Regions from separate parts of the Homo sapiens genome. Here region 1 is linked to region 2. Evidence: read pairs that join two places in POLR2A ChIA-PET (ENCODE). Cell type or tissue: endothelial cell of umbilical vein. All regions are shown on one strand. Links, peaks and the distances in the headings refer to the core of each region. The heading gives the core; the rest is flanking DNA. Region 1 holds the start of LOC100287036 (a long non-coding RNA gene). Region 2 has its middle 46 kb from the start of ZNF778.

Evidence for each region. ChIA-PET counts read pairs that join two places held together with the same protein. Peaks named below come from ENCODE experiments on the same cell type or tissue, not always from the same donor. Only the 100,000 strongest peaks of a DNase experiment are listed, where the experiment ranks them.
Region 1: POLR2A ChIA-PET joins it to region 2 with 8 read pairs; 5 of 35 experiments call an interaction of 5 or more read pairs at or near these places.

What each region holds. Positions count from the first base shown.
Region 1 is chr16:89,317,765-89,327,327 of GRCh38, reverse strand. The region is part of intron 2 of ANKRD11 (ankyrin repeat domain containing 11); the gene reads left to right. All of the region lies in intron 1 of LOC128462377, which reads left to right. LOC100287036 (a long non-coding RNA gene) reads right to left here and starts at 6,876. Exons shown (of 4, transcript NR_168302.1): 1 at 6,101-6,876; 2 at 3,995-4,229; 3 at 3,408-3,562; 4 at 2,411-3,092. RefSeq lists enhancers at 1,114-1,233, 1,274-1,393, 6,834-7,347, 7,024-7,403, 7,348-7,860 and 4 more and a silencer at 6,424-6,503. In endothelial cell of umbilical vein, for the core only: no CTCF peak of the experiment used is centred there; a DNase peak (open chromatin) is centred at 6,917; H3K27ac peaks cover 2,190 bases.
Region 2 is chr16:89,259,219-89,267,474 of GRCh38, reverse strand. No RefSeq gene overlaps it. Among named protein-coding and RNA genes, the nearest start is that of ZNF778, 46 kb to the right of the region's middle. In endothelial cell of umbilical vein, for the core only: no CTCF peak of the experiment used is centred there; no DNase peak of the experiment used is centred there.

The DNA of each region.
Region 1 (9,563 bases), core at 5,748-8,247, 56 kb before region 2:
CTTTATCGTGTTGAGGATGTTTCTCCACACTCCTGTTTTCCTAGGAATTTTTATCGTGAGTTTTGAATTTTATCAAATGATTTTCTGTACCAGTTGTGATTATGTGGTGTTTCTTCTTTAGCTTGTTGGCATGCTGGGTGACGTTGACTGATTGATGGTTGAGCCAGCCTTACATATTTCGCTGTCATCAGAAGTGTAGGTGCCCTCTGCATTTCCAACCTCTGCATTCCCCACCTCTGCATTTCCAACCTCTGCATTCCCCACCTCTGCATTTCCCACCTCTGCATTCCCCACCTCTGCATTCCCCACCTCTGCATTCCCCCTCTGCATTCCCCACCTCTGCATTGCCCAGTGGACTTCTTGCTGTACCTGCTTTTCTCTGCGTCTCCGCCTGGTCGTGTGTCTGTGGAACCTCCTTAGTCCTGTCAGCCCCACGTGCAGATGTGCCCGGATGCCACCAGCAGCCCCTGGCGGGCAGGCTTTGTGTTAAGCCCCTTTCTTAGGAGATGCTTTGGGGCACTGCTCTGGGCCAAGCACTTTTTCATGCCCCGGTTGTGTTTTTTTGGTTTGGGGTTTGGGTTTTTTTCACACAGGGTCTTGCTCTGTCACCAAGGTTGGAGTGCAGTGGTGCAATCTTAGCTCACTGCAGCCTCGACCTCCTGGGCCCAAGGGGTCTTCCTGCCTCAGGCTCCCAAGGAGCTGGGATTACAGGTGCGTGCCACCTCGACTGATTAATTTTTTGATATTTTTGTAAAGATGAGGTTTCCCTACATTGCCCGGGTCTCAAACTCTTGGGCCCAAATGACCCCCCTGCCTTGGCCTCCTGAGTAGCTGGGACCACAGGGGTGAGCCACCGTGCCTGGCCCTATTTGTGTAATTTGGGGGTAGATTGAGCAGTGGGTGGGTGGTTGCTGAGTGGTGTGCACCTTCTGCAGCGGGGTGGGGGGGGCGGTGGCTGCGTCCCCTTCTGCAGACCGTCCTCCTCTGCATTCCCAGCAACGGTGCGTGACACCCCAGACCTTTCTAACCTTCCTCTTCCCTGCGTGTTTCTCTCTGCTGGTCACTTCCGTGTGTTTATTTCCACCCTCGCAAGCCTTGGAGGAAATCTGCTGAGTCACCCTCCATCTGCCGTCCCTGCCTTACGGCCATGATTATTTTTAGCTGTGCAATTGTACCTTTAACACACACGCCTGCTTTTCTTTGTCTTCATCACATTTAGTTTGTATCTTGGCGCCTTCTGTGTAAAAGAAGCATTTTCCTTGCTCCTCCTCCCCTTCGTCTTCACAGAGCTGTGTGTCTCCTTGTCAGGCTCCAAGCTCCCTGTTGCACTCTGCAGTGGGTGCCCTGCAGTGTGTATTGGGCATGGCTAGGCCTGCCCGACATGCTGGGAAGCCTGAAGCTGCTCCGTCGTCATGCTCATGCCCTTGAGGGTCCCAGTAGGGCCTAGCAGGGCGATGGGGCCCTCCTTCCTCTAGGAGGCCAAGACCCCTGAGAAGAACAGGTCCTGCAGCAAAAGGTCAGTGACACCTCTGAGGCCTTGCAAGGACATAGTGTGGCCTTTATCTCTGTCACCTTCTGAAAGACTGCTTCAGCTGAGAACCCAAACGTCCACCCAGTAAAAATGTACAACTTAGCAGACCACAAAGCAAACGCCTCCGCAGCCTTCACTTAGAACCCGTTTCACCGTCCCTTCCAATTCCATCCGCCAGGCAGCCATTTTCCACGCTTCGCGGATGTCTTGTCAACTAAGTATGCATCCCTAAGTACTGTAGTTGCTATTTTCAGAAATTTATGTAAATGTATCATGTATTTTGTCCCCAACATTATTACTCTGTGTGTGTGTGTGTGTGTGTGTGTGAGAGAGAGAGAGAGAGAGAGGAGAGGGGAGAGGGGAGAGGGTCTGGCTCTGACGCCCGGGCTGGAGTACAGTGGCATGATCTTGGCTTACCGCAGCCTCGACCTCCTGGGCTCAAGTGATCCTCCTGCCTTAGCCTCCCTGGTAGCTGAGACCGCCAGCATGCACCACAGTGCCCGGCTAATTTTTAAACTTTTCGTAGAGACAGGGTTCCTCAACATTATTTGTGAGATTGACTTACGTTGTGATGTGTTTGCCTCCTCTGCTGTGTAGTGTTCCACCCTCACATCCTAGTGGCACGCCGCAAACCCCACTGCTATGAAGCACTTCACGCGTGTCTCTTGTGTCTGTGCACCTGCTTTTCTTTTGGACGTGTATGTCCAGAATGGCATTGCTGGGCTATAGGGCATACTTGTGTTCAGTATGAGTAGAGATTGCCAGGTGCGTGAGTTGGCCCTGATGAGAGTGGACTAGTTTCCTTTGCTCCACCCCTTCACCAGTACTTGTGTGTACGAGTCAGGGTTCTCTAGAGGGACAGCACTAATAGGATAAATGTATATATGGAGGGGAGTTTATTGGGAGTATTGACTCACACAGTCATGAGGTGAAGTCCCACAATAGGCTGTTGGCAAGCTGAGGAGCCAGGAAGCCAGTCCGAGTCCCCAAACCTCAAAAGTCGGGAAGCCAACAGCGCAGCTTTCAGTCTGTGGCCGAAGGCCCAAGAACCCCTGGCAAACCACTGGTGTAGGTCCAAGAACCCAAAAGCTGAAGCACTTGGAGTCTGATGTTCGAGGGCAGGAAGTATCCAGCATGGAAGAAAGATGGAGGCTGGAAGACTCAGCCAGTCCAGTGCTTCCGCAGATCTGCCGTGCTGGCAGCTGATGAGATCATGCCCCCCCAGATGGAGGGTTCGTCGGCCTCTCCCCGTCCACTGACTCAATGTGAATCTCCTTTGGCAGCTTCCTCAAGATGCTCCCAGGAACAGTTACACATCCTTTAGTCCAGTCAAGTTGAAACTCAGTAGTAACCCTCACACTTACCTTGGTTTTAGTTTGCATTTTCTTGATGACTAACGAAGCTGAGAACTTTGCGCCCACGTGCCGCCCTCCTGGCTTTTTCCCTCTTCTGTGAGGCACCCACGTCGCCCCGACTGCTGTGTCCGTGCTCCTGTCGGGTGGTCCGTGTTCCGGAGCACGGGGCTCCTGTATGTTCCACAGCCCAGTGACCAAGCATGTGTCTGAGGGGCAAAGCAGAGGCCAGTAATGCTGAACGCGCTCTCGGTGCTGCCACCCCCCGCCGTGATAACAGAAAATGTGAGTGGAAACAGGGCTGCAGTAGAGAGCGTTGTGCCGTGGGGCACTTTGGGAGGCCGAGGCCGGCAGATCATGAGGTCAAGAGATGGAGACCACCCTGGCCAACATGGTGAAACCCTGTCTCTACCAAAAATACAAAAAGTAGCTGGGCACACTGGGGGTTTGGTTTGAACCTGTGAATTTTGGGGTGCAGGGGAGGGGCCGACACAAACATTCAAACCGTAGCAAAGAGATTCTACCTCGCGATGTGTGGTGCCTGCCTGGCCTTGGCCAGTGTGGCTTATGGGGTGAGACGGAGGACACCCATGTTAGGAGTCCTTTGCACAGAGTGATAGCTGGAACCCCACAGTTGGTGTGGCCCTGAGGAGGGGAAGGAGAGAGAGCTGGTGCGGCCCTGAGGAGGAAGGAGAGAGAGTTGGACTCTTGGGGAGGGCTCTTCAGAACGTGCAGGGGTGTGTGGAGGCTGGACAGAGACGCTGACGTGGACTGTCAGGCGGTGTGCGGGAGGGCCTGGTTCCTGTGAGGGCCTCTGTCCCTCGGCTCTTCCCCTGCCCCGGGCTCAGCCCCCCTGCCCTGGGCTTAGCCCCCGTGCCCTTAGCTCAGACCCCCTGCCCTCGGCTCAGCCCCCCTGCCCTCGGCTCAGCCCCCCTGCCCTGGGCTCTGCCCCCCTGCCCTGGGCTCTGCCCCCCTGCCCTCGGCTCTGCCCCCCTGCCCTCGGCTCAGCCCCCCTGCCCTCGGCTCAGCCCCCCTGCCCTGGGCTGCTTGCTCTCCCCTTGCCCACTGAGATGGTGAGAGGTGAGAGGCCAGTGGTGCTTCTCTTCCATACCTGGGATTGCCACAGTGCTGTGGGTCATAGGGTGTGTCACTCAAGGGCTTTGCACACAGTAGGCCTGCCAGGTATGCAGCTCTTTTTCCTTTTCTCCTTTTTTCTTTTTTCCTCCGCTCAGTCCGTTGGAGACTTCTCTCCCTGTGAGGTGTGCACAAGGCACCACTCCTGACGCAGCCGCTGGAGACCGTGCTTCTCCCTTTCCACGGAGCGCACAACAGCCGGCAGGGCTCAGCTGGAAAAGGCAGGGGTTGCCGTAAAGCATCCTTCAGACACCAGCCTCGGAAGCATGGCGAAACCCGACTCCACAGAAAGTACAGAAATTAGCCGGGCATGGTGCCACGGGCCTGTACTCCCAGCTACTTGGGAGGCTCAAGTGAGCGGATAGCTTGAGCCCAGGAGGCGGAGGCTACAGTGAGCTGTGATCACACCGCTGCACTCCAGCCTGGGCAACACAGCTGTCTCAAACAAACAAACAAACAAACAAAAGAACTCTTCAGATAAAGCTAAGGTATCTGGAGCATGGCCGTGTGCTGCAGGCAGGCCACACCTCATCACCATGCGGGGCTGTGCCCAGGGCCGACGTGGGAGCAAGCCCCTGGTGCCACACAGGACTGCTGCTTCCAGCTCCTCCTCACTCCCCCTTCCCCACCCTCCCCAGTGTCCCCCTCAAGGCAAACAGGCCTTTGGTGTTTGATCCTGTCAGTCATGAGTGTGTTCCTGTCTTTGGAATTGGAGCTGGGATTGAAGGTTCTGGGAGAGCTTCCCTTGAAGGGCTTCCCTCCCCTTTTCCACCCTGCTGCTGACTTCCTGTCTTCCTCCTCCTGGGCCTCTGAGGCCACGTGCCTGCGTGAGGGGAGGGGCTGAATCACATCCCTTCTCAGGGGCCTTGGGCACCATTCGATATTTAAATGGTCATTACACAAACTAGTGGTTGGTGGAGTTATTAACTTACATAAGGAGAGGAGCATTTGCCCAGGACGTACGTAAAGGCCTGTTCTATCAACATACTGTGGAAGACAAATCTGAATTTGAAGTGTTCTCTTTCTCTCTGGGAGTCTTCGGAGGGTAATGTTGTCACATCTGTTCAGGGAGAGAGACTCACCCAGGTGTAAGGGGGCTTGGTGTTTTAATACAAATTACAGCAAACCCTTGAACAATACAGGGGTTGGGGGCGCCAGCCTCCTGTGCAGTTGAAAATTTGTGTAGAACTTTTAACTTTCCCCAAACTTAACTAACAGCCTTCTGTTGACCAGAGCCTTCCTGACCACATAAAGCCAGTCACACACATTTTGTATGTTATGTGTGTTCTGCTCTTACTGTTAGGGTAGAGCAAACTAGAGACGTGAAAATACTGAGATCATGAGGAGAAAATAGACTTAAGCCTCGCGCAGCAGCAGCGGGTCTCCACGAATGGCTTTCGTCCTCCGGGTTTTCACGTTGAGGAGGCTGAAGAGGAAGAGGAGAGATGGGTCTTGCTGTCTCAGGAGAGGCAGAGGTGGAAGAAAATCTGCGTGTAAGTGAACCCACGCAGTGCAAACCCAGACCCAGGTTGTTCATGGTCAGCTCTGCTTACATTCCATCCCTTTATTGAAGGTGAATTTCAACCCCAAAGAAGTCTTTTTTTTTTTCTGTGAGTTTTAAGATTAGTTGTGTCATTACAAGTTTTTTCTTATACGGTCCTTCTCAGGTGTTAGTGTGCAGAACAGAACATGCTTAAAATGCAGGTTTGGGTTCAGAAGGCCCGAGGGGACCCGTGAGTCTCCATGGTCCACGGACTCCCTGGTGATGCCAAGGCCTCTGGCAAGGAGTGCTCCTGGGCAGCCCCTGCCCCGCAGCTGCGGCTCCCCACCCGGCCCCACAGTCCCCGCCCCGCAGCTCCCGCCCCACACCCTGCCCTGCAGGCCCCGCCCCACAGTCCCCTCCCCACAGTCCCGCCCTGCAGCCCCAGTCCTGCCCCGCCCGACAGGTGTCTCAGGGTTGTCCTGGCCCAGCTCAGATCCTAGAAGCCGGGGAGAGGCAGCGCCGGATTCCCCACCAGTGCCTGCTCTTGTCAGCTGAAGAGACCAGATAGGCTGAAATTCCTGGGGGTTTTGCCAAACTGACCTTGCCGTAGTCAGTGTAACCACTTCTGCATCAGGCTTAATCCTGGAGGAAGGCTCTTTGGTGCTCGCTGCATCTCCTGTGGAGCAGAGGGAATCGCAGCTGGGCTCCTGTGTGTGCGGAGGGGGAGGGCGCGGTGCCTGGATGGTTCAGGCGAAGGCTCTGTGCTCGCTGGCGCGTGGTGGGTGCTGGGAAACCTGCCCTGTGCCTTCCCTGGGCCGGTCTTGACAGCATCTGTCACCTCCTGAGTGCTCTTGAAGCCACCTTCCGGGAGGAGCAGGCCATCGTTGTTCCTGTCACGTCTGTCCTGCCAGCCCCGTAGAAGGATTGTCTTTTGAGCCCCATTGCAGGGGAGGTGGAGCCCCTCTGGGCTGCAGGGGCTCTCGCAGTGTGGAGAGGCACAGGGCAAGGACGGCTGTTCCCAGCATCAGCTGGCCCTGGATCCCAGAGCTGGCCGCAGACACTGTCCACTCCGCTGGGCTGAGTTGTGTCTTATTTTGGCACAGATGCGGGGCTGCCAGGTAATGGGCAAGTTCCCTGAGCCCACAGCTTTGGCGCCGTGGCTTCTGCTTCAGGGAGTGTGCCAGTGGCTCGTGTGGGGGACTCCCACCACCCTGGACTCTCGGTGACCCTGACAGTCCACGAAGCTGGGACGGTTGCCATCCGCCAGGAGGTGAAGTAACAAGGAATGCGTGGCCTGGGGGCGGTCAGGGCCAGGTGCTGGCCGGCCCCTCGGCTCTGCGTTTACCTTCCCGCGGCTGTGCCTTGCCGCTCAGCACAGGGCGTGAGTCAGCCCCAGTGGCCTGAGGCGTGTTTCAGTTTCCTGCTGATTCAAGGGTCGTGAGTTTAAAATAGACTTTGCCTGATAACTTGGAAATGAGGGAGATTTAGGCTGCACTTAAAATGAGTCTAGGCAGGGACAGCCAAGTCACCTTCCAGGGAAGAGTCTCCCCCGGGAGTGAGACCCGGTGCCTTCTGTTGTGTGGTCGGCTGTGCAGCATCGTGATGAGAAGGCACAGGGGCTGCGGAACTGTCTAAAGAGGGGACTCCCAGCTTCAAGGACTGTTTTATGTGACAGCCCTGCCAGGGAGGCCTGGGGACATCATCACAGCCCCCACCCTCAGACAACACCCATGAGTCAGCAGAGCCTGTTGGCCTGACTCCTGAGTGCCGTGCAGCCCCTGGTAGAAGTCACTGACACGGCTGAGTAACGGTTCCTCGGCCCTCGGCTGGCTCTGCCATTTCACGGCAAGGGGTGAGGCTGACCAGCCCTGAGCCTGGTGGAGGGAACACAGGGCAGTGTGGGGGCCAAAGGTGCCAGAGGCATCACCAGGGCAGCTTCTGGGAGGACTGGGATGGCAAGTCTTGGAACAGAACAAAAGCAACTGGAGCCTCTGTCCTCATCTGGTCTCTCATTGAAAAAGACTCTAGAGTGGGCCGCGTGCTGCACGCCTGGTGCCTGCAGGCGGGTCCTGGGAGGTGTAGCCTGGGCTAGATGGCAGCTACATCCAAACCAGCTTCATCCACATCCAGCAGATGCTTCAGCAGGACATCTCAGCTGTCACCATCTCCATGACTGTGATGAGGGTGGTGGTTCATGGAGAGGCGGGGGCTGGGGTTGCAGGGCCTCGAGCACATCGCTGCCATCGGTAACATGTTGTAGCCAAGGCCAGGCGGACACGAGGGTCCTGGAAGGGCCACGGCCTGGATGGTCTTAGCTGTCATCGTGCAGGTGGCTGGAGAAACGTCTCCAGAAAACACAGCGTACACCTGGGACAACACTCCCGAGTCCCCGGAGTGTTCGCTGTGATGCAGGCCGTGAAAAGTATTTTGCCTGGTGGGTGCGACCCACTTCCTCCACCTCCTGAGTGGACTCCCAGATCCCTGGTCCATTGGGGAAGGTGCCTGGGCAAAGCACCAAGCTAGGGACATGAAGAGAATCAGGTGTCTCAGGAGTGAAGTGATAAGCCCCGCACTGTCGGGGCCCAGACACCGTCCGGAGGCCGTGGGGTCTGCGCCCTGACCACGCCAGAGCTGTTGAGTGTGTCCGTGGGCCACAGACTCACATCTGGGATCAGGACGGTGGACTCTACATGGTGAAGGCCCCGTTTTTCCGTCCTGAGAGCAGACAGTCTGGATTTTTTAAAATGTTAATTCCAGATAATCCTTAAACTTGTAAACATTACCACTGAGTTTCTAGACAGCCATGAGCTTGAACAGCCTTCCGAGTCAGGTGCTGAGATGCCCTTTCTCCAGGCTGAGACATTCCGGTTTTGTGGTGGAAAATTGGAAGAGAATGTAAAATTCATTGGTTCAGGTAGAGAGAGAAAATATGTCTGGCCTCAGGCATCAGGGATGGTGGATGGAAACACCTGCTCACCTGCACCGCGGGTGGAGGTGTCAGGCAGTGAATACGTTGACCCGACCTGTCCCTCTCTCCAGAATAACTTCACCTGTGTTCTTGTACCAGTTAAATACCAAGACAGCAGTTGGTGGGATTTTATCATTTATTTTAGAAAGACAAAGCAGGTCATGAGATGGTGTTGGAGGAGAAGCATCTTGTGGTCTCAGCCAAGCCTGCGTCCAGGGGCAGGTGGCATGCAACGTATCCTTTAGCTGACGGGGTGGAGGTGGGAGAGGCTCACAGTGGAGCTGCCACTCACAGATGGGTCTGCACATCGTGTTTCAAAAGCCATACTTCGTGCATGAGCGAGATGGGTAAATGCAGGGGAGCGAGTTGCAGAAGCTGCTTCTCCCGGCATGGTCGCGCACAGAGGTGCTGCTGTGGCGGAAAGGGCAGAGACGTGCACACAGTTCCATTTGTATGAAATGTTTTCTAACTGACGGTGCGGCGAGGACATGATGGGGGGACAGTGGCTTTGGGTGTGGGTGTGTAGGTGTGTCCCCCATTCCTCTCGTGAGTGCACCCGGGAGGCCTGGCTGTGATGGTGAACAAACCTAGAAGGCCCACAGGCAGGGAGGAGGCCCATGCTCCGAGAGTGTCCATGCCAGGCGTGGCGTGGGGAAGTTGGCATCGCCACAGAAGAGACCAGGACGAGGCTGGGAAGGAAGAAGTGCGCTCGCACCGTGTGTCGCAGAGGGGCAGCCTCACACCACGGGGGTGGGAGTCGGAAGCAGGGGCTCGGGGAAGGCCTCCCCCAACTGCCTGTTGGGTTTCCTGCAGAAAGAGAGGGACGGGGCAGAGCAAATAGTTCGGGAGTGGCTGCTTCGGAAAGTTCTTGCAGGCTTTGTGCTGTAGGGACACTTTCTAGTTTCCTTTACCTGGCTCTGCGCTGGTTTCAGGCAGGGCTTGGCCTGGGCGTGAACTTGGGTAAGAAGGTGATTGGGTTGCATGGGAGCCCTTGGCTATCTAGGAATTTGCCAGCCCTGAGAGAGGGGCAGTCTCTCCCTGGCCAGAAACTTGTTAAGATGGCAAAATTTCCTAAAATAAAACATGATTAATAAA
Region 2 (8,256 bases), core at 1,527-4,026:
AGCCTGCCCAACATGGCAAAATCCCCTCTCTACTAAAAATACCAAAAATTAGCTGGGTGTGGTGGCGCGCGCCTGTAGTCCCAGCTACTCCGGAGGCTGAGGCAGGAGAATCGTTTGAACCCAGGAGGTGGAGGCTGCTGTGAGCTGAGATCACGCCACCCTACTCCACAGCAGACTCTGTCTGAAAAAAAAGAAAACCTTTTTCCTACCAAGTTGTTAGCTTTTAATTTTGAAACAAATTATCTGTTCCCCTCGTCCTCTGCCTTTGCACAGACCGGGAATGCTGTGGAATTACTGCCTCTTGTAGGAGCTGGAGAGAAACAGGAGCATCACTCCCCACGGATCTGAGCACTGCAGCCGTGGCCAGACCCCGTGGCCAGCTGTGCACGCCCCTGAGCTTCAGCTTGTGGCTGGCTGGCTTGTGCCCCTGCCCACAGTTCCCTGGCAGCTGCAGCTGGTGAGGGTCCGCGCTTTGAGAGCCCTGTCCTGGCTGGAAGGCAGCTCAGGCAAGCATGGAGATGCGAGGCCTCTGCTCAGAGGATCTTGGCACAGAGGATGCCTGCCAGGACCCTCCAGCCAGTGTGGCTCCAGGAGACTGTTGGCCCCCGGCGTGACAGGAGGGTGAGCTGATGGAGGCGCCTCACCCTTTTCCTTCTGAGCTGTCTGTCCCCTGTACCTGGGTGCTGGGGAGGGAGTGGCAGCTACAGAAACAACCCCCACAGAAGAGCAGACACTGCCCGTGCATCAGAATCAACAGGGTCCTGGTCACTGGGTCCCCTGCGGAGGAGCCCGACCTGGGAGGGTCCCTGAGCCCTGCCAGGCTGAGCCAGTGGCGGGGGCAGTGGCTTCATTCCCCCAAAGGCTGCTGTGAGCTCCCTCGCCAGCTGGGCCCCTGCGTGGGGTTGGGGGTAGGCGTGGGGCCATGCCCCCTCTCCTGTCTTCGATCTGTGAACAGAACTTTTGTGGATTCCCTCCTGTTCCCTTCAGGGCTGAGCCTGAGCAAAGGCAGGGTTGTCCACCTCATTTACGGGCTTGGGGTGGGGGTGTGGAGAAGCCAGAAGGTTCCAGTCTATTTTTCTGGGTTCGGATTAGCTGTGGTTTGTTTTGGGGGCTTCGTGGGTTTTTGGGGGTTTTTTGCTTGCTTTTGAGATGGAGTCTTGCTCTGACCCCCAGGCTGGATGGAGCACAGTGGCGCAATCTCAGCTCACTGCAGCCTCCACCTCCTGGGTTCAATTCTCCTGCCTCAGCCTCCCGAGTAGCTGGGACTACAGGCGCCTGCCACCACACCCGGCTAGTTTTTGTATTTTTAGTAGAGACGGGGTTTCACCATCTTGGCCAGGCTTTTTGTTTTCTCCACACCCCCTCAATCACAGAACTTTGGTCACAGTAAAACTTCCTTTAAGCCCTGCCTTAAAAGAAAAACCTGAGTCAGCCTGTGTCACACAGAGCACGCTGCAGTTCCAGCCCACAGTGGTGACGACGTCCCGGCCACCATGCTGTGCCTCCCTGTCTCGGGTGCCCACGAGGGGTGTCAGGCGAGAGCAGCTCCCTTCCGGCCCCCACCCTGGTCTGCTGGAGTCTCGGCTCCCGTGCACCTGCCAGAGATGCCGCACATGCGACTCCCAAACAGCCTCCTGCCATAGGGGACGAGAGACAGCCTGCCGCCCCTCAGAGAGACTTGTGAATAAACACTGAGAAACGTCAGAGTACCCAGAACCGCAGGAGCCTGCGTGCCAGCCTGGAGACCCTGCTGCCCGGGGCCACCCATGTGGGCTTCAGACCGCTCTCGGGAGTCTCTGGCTGGAGCTGGAGGAAGATGGCGTAACCCCACTCGCTCAACTACATCCATGGACCCCAGCGCTACCCAGCTCCTGCCTGGGAGCCCGGGCTCTGGAGCAGGCTGGCTCTGAGGGTCCACCACCTGTAACTCAAGCCTTCCTGATGCCTTCCCTTCCGGAGGCTCTGAGGACTGCCATTAGCAAAAAAAAAAACAAAAAACAAACAAACCCAAAGCACAGAGCAGGTGAGTGCTCGGACCCTAGGCACTTCAGGGAAGCCAGCACCCCTCCCTGGCACAGGGTCCCCCTCTCAGGGAAGCTGGCGCCCCTCCCCGACACAGGGTTCCCCCTCAGGGAAGCCGGTGCCCCTCCCCAGCCGAGGGTCCCCCTCTTAGGGAAGCTGGCACCCCTTTCTGGCACAGGGTCCCCCTCTCAGGGAAGCTGACACCTTGCCAAGGCGTAAGGCCCCAGGCTTCAACAGAAAAAGGAAAGAAATATGGCGGCTTTTGCTGCTGTAGAAGAGAAGCTGGTGGCTTTTGTAAAACCTGGAAGGAGGTGAGAGGTTTTTGTGGAAAGCCCGTGAGCCGTCAGCTCCCCGCACAGAGAGCGCCTGCTCTGCCCAGGAGACCGTGCAGCATCTGGCAAGACAGGTCTCCATTCAGGGGTCGCCATTTCCAAGCGGCAGCTGGGCCTGGGCCTGAGCCTGGCAGGAGGGGAAGGGCCCCAGCACGTGGAGCCGCACACAACCTCCACCCACCTCCCCCCACACCAGGGAGCTGCTTTCCTCCTTCCCGCTGGGGGACAGCGAAGACAGTCTCACAGGAGAGTAGAAGGAACTGGGCCCAGCTTGGCTCTGTTGGAAAGCAGAATGAAATACTGAAGCTAGAGAGAGGGACCCACAGGCAGTGAGAAGGCAGCCGTGGCATCAGCAAGAGCTCAGCTGTGGCATCAGCAAGAGCTCAGGGACGAGGTGCAAGTTGTACACCACAGCTGGGGGAGTGCAGTGGTATAAACCCCAAAAGCCCCATTACTGGGCACAGAACGTCACTCACATCTGAAATTACCTGTGATAAACTGGAAACATGGCTCACACCTGTGGTCCCAGCTGCTTGGGAGGCTGCAGCAGGAGGATCACTTGAGTCCAGGAGCTCACGGCGGTAGTGCACCGTGAGTGAGCCTGCGAACAGCCATTGCCTTCCCACCTGGGCAGCTCAGCAAGATCCTGTCTCTAAAACCAAAAATCAGGCTGGGTGTAGTATTTCACACCTATAATCACAACAGGAAGCCAAGGCAGGAGGATGCTTGAGCCCAGGAGTTCATGTCCAGCCTGGACAACATAATGAGACCCTGTCTCAACAACAACAACAAAGAACAGGCATGGTGGAGCGCGTCTGCGGTCCCAGGTACTCGGGAGGCTGAGGCGGGAGGATCGCCTGAGCCCAGGAGGCTGAGGCTGCGGTGAGCTGTGATGGTTGCTCCAGCCTGGGGGACAGAGCAAGACTCTGTCTTCAAAAAAAAAAAAAAAAAAAAGATACCAGCCGGGTGTGGTGGCTCACGCCTGTAATCCCAGCACTTTGGGAGGCTGAGGCAGGTGGATCACGAGGTCAGGAGTTCAAGACCAGCCTGGCCAACATGGAGAAACCCTGTCTGTACTAAAAATATAAAATTAGCTGGGTGTGGTGGCACAAGTCTGTAATGCCAGCTACTCAGGAGGCTGAGGCAGGAGAATCGCTTGAACCCGGGAGGCGGGGAGGGAGGTTGCAGTGAGCCGAGTTCGTGCCACTGGACTCCAGGCTGGGCCAGAAGAGCGAAACTCCGTCTCCAAAAAGAAAGAAAAAGGAAAGATACCAAGTTAAAATCGCAGCAGCCAGAGCCATTTACCCTGCAGTCAAGACCCCCACAATTAAGAAAAGGGGAAATAAATGACAATTCAAAGCAGCTACATAGAGACTGATTATGTCCCAGGTCAGAACCTCTGAGGGGGTGAGCTGATATGACAGAAAGGACGCAGGACTTCCAGGGTAGCAAGTCCCTCTGAAAATCCCTCCTCGAGAAAAGCAATGACACCACTAGGGAAAAAATTGTCAAAATTAACTTTTTCAGAACTCTGGAAATTATTAACTAAGGCTTGTAATAATTTAATGAATGTTTATTAAAGAAAAACAGCCGAGGCTTGGCATGGTGGCTCATGCCTGTAATCCCAGCACTTTGGGAGGCCGAGGTGGGTGGATCACCTGAGGTCAGGAGTTCAAGACCAGCCTGGCCAACATGGTAAAACCTCGTCTCTACTACAAATACAAACAGTAGCTGGGCATGATGGCACATGCCTGTAATCCCAACTACTTGGGAGGTTGAGGCAGGAGAATTGCTTGAACCTGGGAGGCGGAGGTTGCAGTGAGCCAAGATTGCACCAGTACACTCCAGCCTGGCTGACAGAGCAAGACTCCGTCTCCAAAAAGAAAAAGTAAAAAGAAAAACAGCTGAATATTGGTACAGAGAGCTTTGTCATTTTAACTTGCCGTGTTTCATTCTCCTTACTCCAACTCTCTGGTGCTTTGAAAACTAGCAGCCCAGAGAGGCAGGCTCAGTATGAGCCCCCAAAAGTCCCACCCCAGAGAGAGCTGTTGCCATCTTGATGGGGACAGGAGGTAGAGAAATTCTAGGCAGACAGGGGCAGGTTCCTGGTGAAGCCCCACCCTCAAGCTGAAATGCCTGAGACCATGGCCCACCTTGAGAACTGCCATCCCTGCTTTCCTGCCCTCATGTTGCCTGTTCCTAAACCACCATGGTCCCACCCTGCCCCCCGCCATCCTGTGTCTATAAAGGCCCCAGACTCAGCCAGCAGAGAGGAGAAGCAGCTGGATGTTAAGGGACAGCTTGACGGTGTCACTTCAGAGAAGAATCCATCTGCAGACACAGATGTGGCCAGACTTCAGGGGAAGATTACCTTCCCGCCCCATCCCCTTTCCAGCTCCCCTTCCTGCTGACAGCCACTTTCATCAGCAATAAAATCCCCCACATTTACCATCCTTCAATTCGTTTGCGTAACCTCATTTTTCCTGGATGCCAGACGAGCTCTAGAGCCACAGGTGGATACAAAAGGCGGTCACACCGGCCCTTTGCCTCTCACCGGCAGCCTCACGCGAAAAGGCAGAGGGTCCACTGAGCTGTTAACACTTCAGCTGTCTGTGGACGGCAGAGCTAAAGGAGCCCCGTAACACGCCCTCTGGGGCTTTGGGGGGCACAGGTACCCCGGCCCTGGATGCTGCACGGGGCCTGCACAGAGTTCACTGCTGCCGGCACCCAAAAGCACCTGCTCCAGCTCCTGCACCTGCTCACCCTCCTGCAAGGGGTGGAGCACAGAGGGTCCAAGTGAGTGGAGTTTGAACCCACCGGTGCCTAAACAGCCGGCCAGTTCCAGCGATCCTGCACTCCAGTCCTGCCTCATTGGCCCACACACTCCCTCCGCGAGGGGTTGAGGGCGGCAGGCTGAGTAAACCAGGCACCCCATTACGACTCCGGTGAAACAGCCTGCTTCAATCTCACCTCTGGCAGCTCCCTGGAAAGCATTCATAGGCCTGTGATATCTGGCCTGCCCTGCAGTTCGCTCAGTGAGAAAAGCCCCCTTTCCACAGCATTGGTCAGAAACAATCAGTGGCACCGTTTAACCACACAGCTGTCCAAGGCACTACCCACTGGGGCAGCCGGCACCTGCCCAGAAAGGACGAGGTGAGGAACGAGGCGCCTGTGGGGACCCGGGCAGCACTGACATTTTCCTGGGGACACGGAAAGCCCTGGGCACGTGTGGGTCTGTACGCACGGCCAGGAAGGGACAGAACATTCTCTGATCTCCCCTTGGCTGATTGAGGCCTTGTGCAAACAGAAAGCGAAAGCTACAGCAGAGCTGGAAACTGCTGGAAAAGCCTCCCAGCCAGGGAAAAAAGACTCACTGAATCGAGGCATTTAAGGAAACTGTACAGTACAGAGCGTTCACTGGTCACACAGCAAAGGGAGTAGAGAATTAGTCCAGAAAAGTCACTAAACACACAGAAGCAGCAACCAAACCACAAAGTAACAAAACCTGGGGGATAAGAACAACTGGTCTCATCATGTTGCTTTAAATGTCTACTTTTCAGCAAAAAAAAGCAGAGAAACAAAATATCACCCATAAATGGGGGGAAAAGCCATCAATAGATACCATCCTTGGGGAAGCCCAGATGCTGAACTTACTAAAGACTTTTTTTCTTTTTTTGAGATGGAGTCTCACTCTGTTACCCAGGCTGGAGTGCAATGGTGCAGTCTCAGCTCACTGCAACCTCCACTCCCCAGGTTCAAGCGATTCTCCTGCCTCAGCCGCCTGAGTAGCTGGACTACAGGCGCGTGCCACCACGCCCGGCTAATTTTGTATTTTTAGTAGAGACAGGGTTTCACTACATTGGCCAGGATGGTCTAGAATTCCTGACCTCGTAATCCGCCCGCCTCAGCCTCCCAAAGTGCTGGAATTACAGGCATGAGCCACCGCACCCGGCCGACTTTTCTTTTTTTTGAGAGAGAGTGTCGCTCTGTTGCCCAGGCTGGAGTGCAATGGCACAATCTCGGCTCACTGCAACCTCCACCTCCCAGATTCAGGCGATTCTCCTGCCTCAGCCTACAGACACACACCACCACCATGCCCAGCTAATTTTTGTATTTTTAGTAGAGACAGGGTTTCACTATGTTGGCCAGACTGGTCTTGAACTCCTGACCTCGTGATCCACCCACCTCAGCCTCCCAAAGTGCTGGGATTACAGGTGTGAACCACTGTGCCTGGCCTTTTTTGCTTTTTTTTTTTTTTTTTTGAGACGGAGTCTCACTCTGCCGCCCAGGCTGGAGTGCAGTGGCGCTATCTCAGCTCACTGCAACCTCTGCCTCCCAGGTTCGAGCAATTGTTCTGCCTCAGCCTCCCGAGTAGCTGGGATTACAAGTGCCCACCATCAGGCCTGACTAATTTTGTTTGTGTTTTTAGTAGAGATGGGGTTTCACCATGTTGGCCAGGCTGGTCTCAAACTCTTGACCTCAGGTGATCCACCGGCCTCAGCCTCCCAGAGTGCTGGGATTACAGGCATGAGCCACCGTGCCTGGCCCTTTTTTTCCTTTTAATAAGGTCTTGCTCTGTCACCCAGGCTGGAGTGCAGTGGCATGAACACAGCTCATTGTGGCCACGACCTCCTGGTCTCAAGCAGTCCTCCCAACCTCAATCTCCTGAGTAGCTGGGATGACAGGCACGCATCACCACACCTGGCTTTTTTTTTTTTTTTGAGACGGAATCTCTCTCTGTGGCCCAGGCTGGAGTGCAGTGGCGCAATCTCGGCTCACTGCAAGCTCCGCCTCCCGGGTTCACGCCATTCTCCTGCCTCAGCCTCCCAAGGAGCTGGGACTATAGGTGCCCGCCACCATGCCCAGCTAATTTCTTTTTTTAGTAGAGACAGGGTTTCACCGTGTTAGCCCAGATGGTCTCGATCTCCTGACCTCCGTGATCCGCCCGCCTCGGCCTGCCACTGTTGGGATTACAGGCGTGAGCCACCGTGCCCAGCCAACTTTTTTATTTTTTGTAGAGATGAGGCCTCACTATGTTGCCCAGGCTGGTCTTGAACTCCTGGGCTCAAGTGATCCGCCCACCTGCGCCTCCCAAAGAGCTGGGATTACAGGCGTGATCCACCACTCAGCTTAAATAAAGACAAAGTCAGCTGTTACGAATAATGTTCAAAGCACTAAAAGAAATTATGTTTAAAGAACTAAAATGGTAGTATGAAAATTGTCATTGTCTCACCAAATAGAAAATACAATACAGAGATAAATTATTCAAAAAGAATTAAATGGAAATTCTGTAGTTGTAAAGTAATTGAATTTGAGTTGGTAGAAGCAAGTATCAGCAAACTTGAAGATAGGTCAATTGACATAATGAAATGTGGCCAGGCGCCGTGGCTCATGCCTGTAACCCCAACGTTGTGCTAGGCTGAGGCGGGCAGATCGCTTGAGCCCAGGGATTTGAGACCAGCCTGGGCAACAGGGCAAAACCCCATCTCTACAAAAACAATTAGCCAGGTGTGGTGGCATGCACCTATAGTCTCAGCCATTTGCAAGGCTAAAGCGGGAGGTTCATTTGAGACCAGGAGTTCGAGGCTGCAGTGAGCTGTGACTGCACCACTGCTCCAGTCTGGGCGACAGAGTGAGACCACCCTGTCTCAATTAAAAAAAAAAAACTATTGATGGGTTTTTAATGTATGAGGGTATAATTTACATATACTTTGCAGCACACAGGAGGAGAAGACAGTGTTGGAGCTCATGGTTTGTATCCTGTTGAAATTTACCTACTATCTGGCCGGGTGCGGTGGCTCACACCTGTAATCCCAGCACTTTGGGAGGCTGAGGCAGGTGGATCACAAGGTCAGGAGTTCAAGACCAGCCTGGCCAACATGGTAAAACCCCATCTCTACTG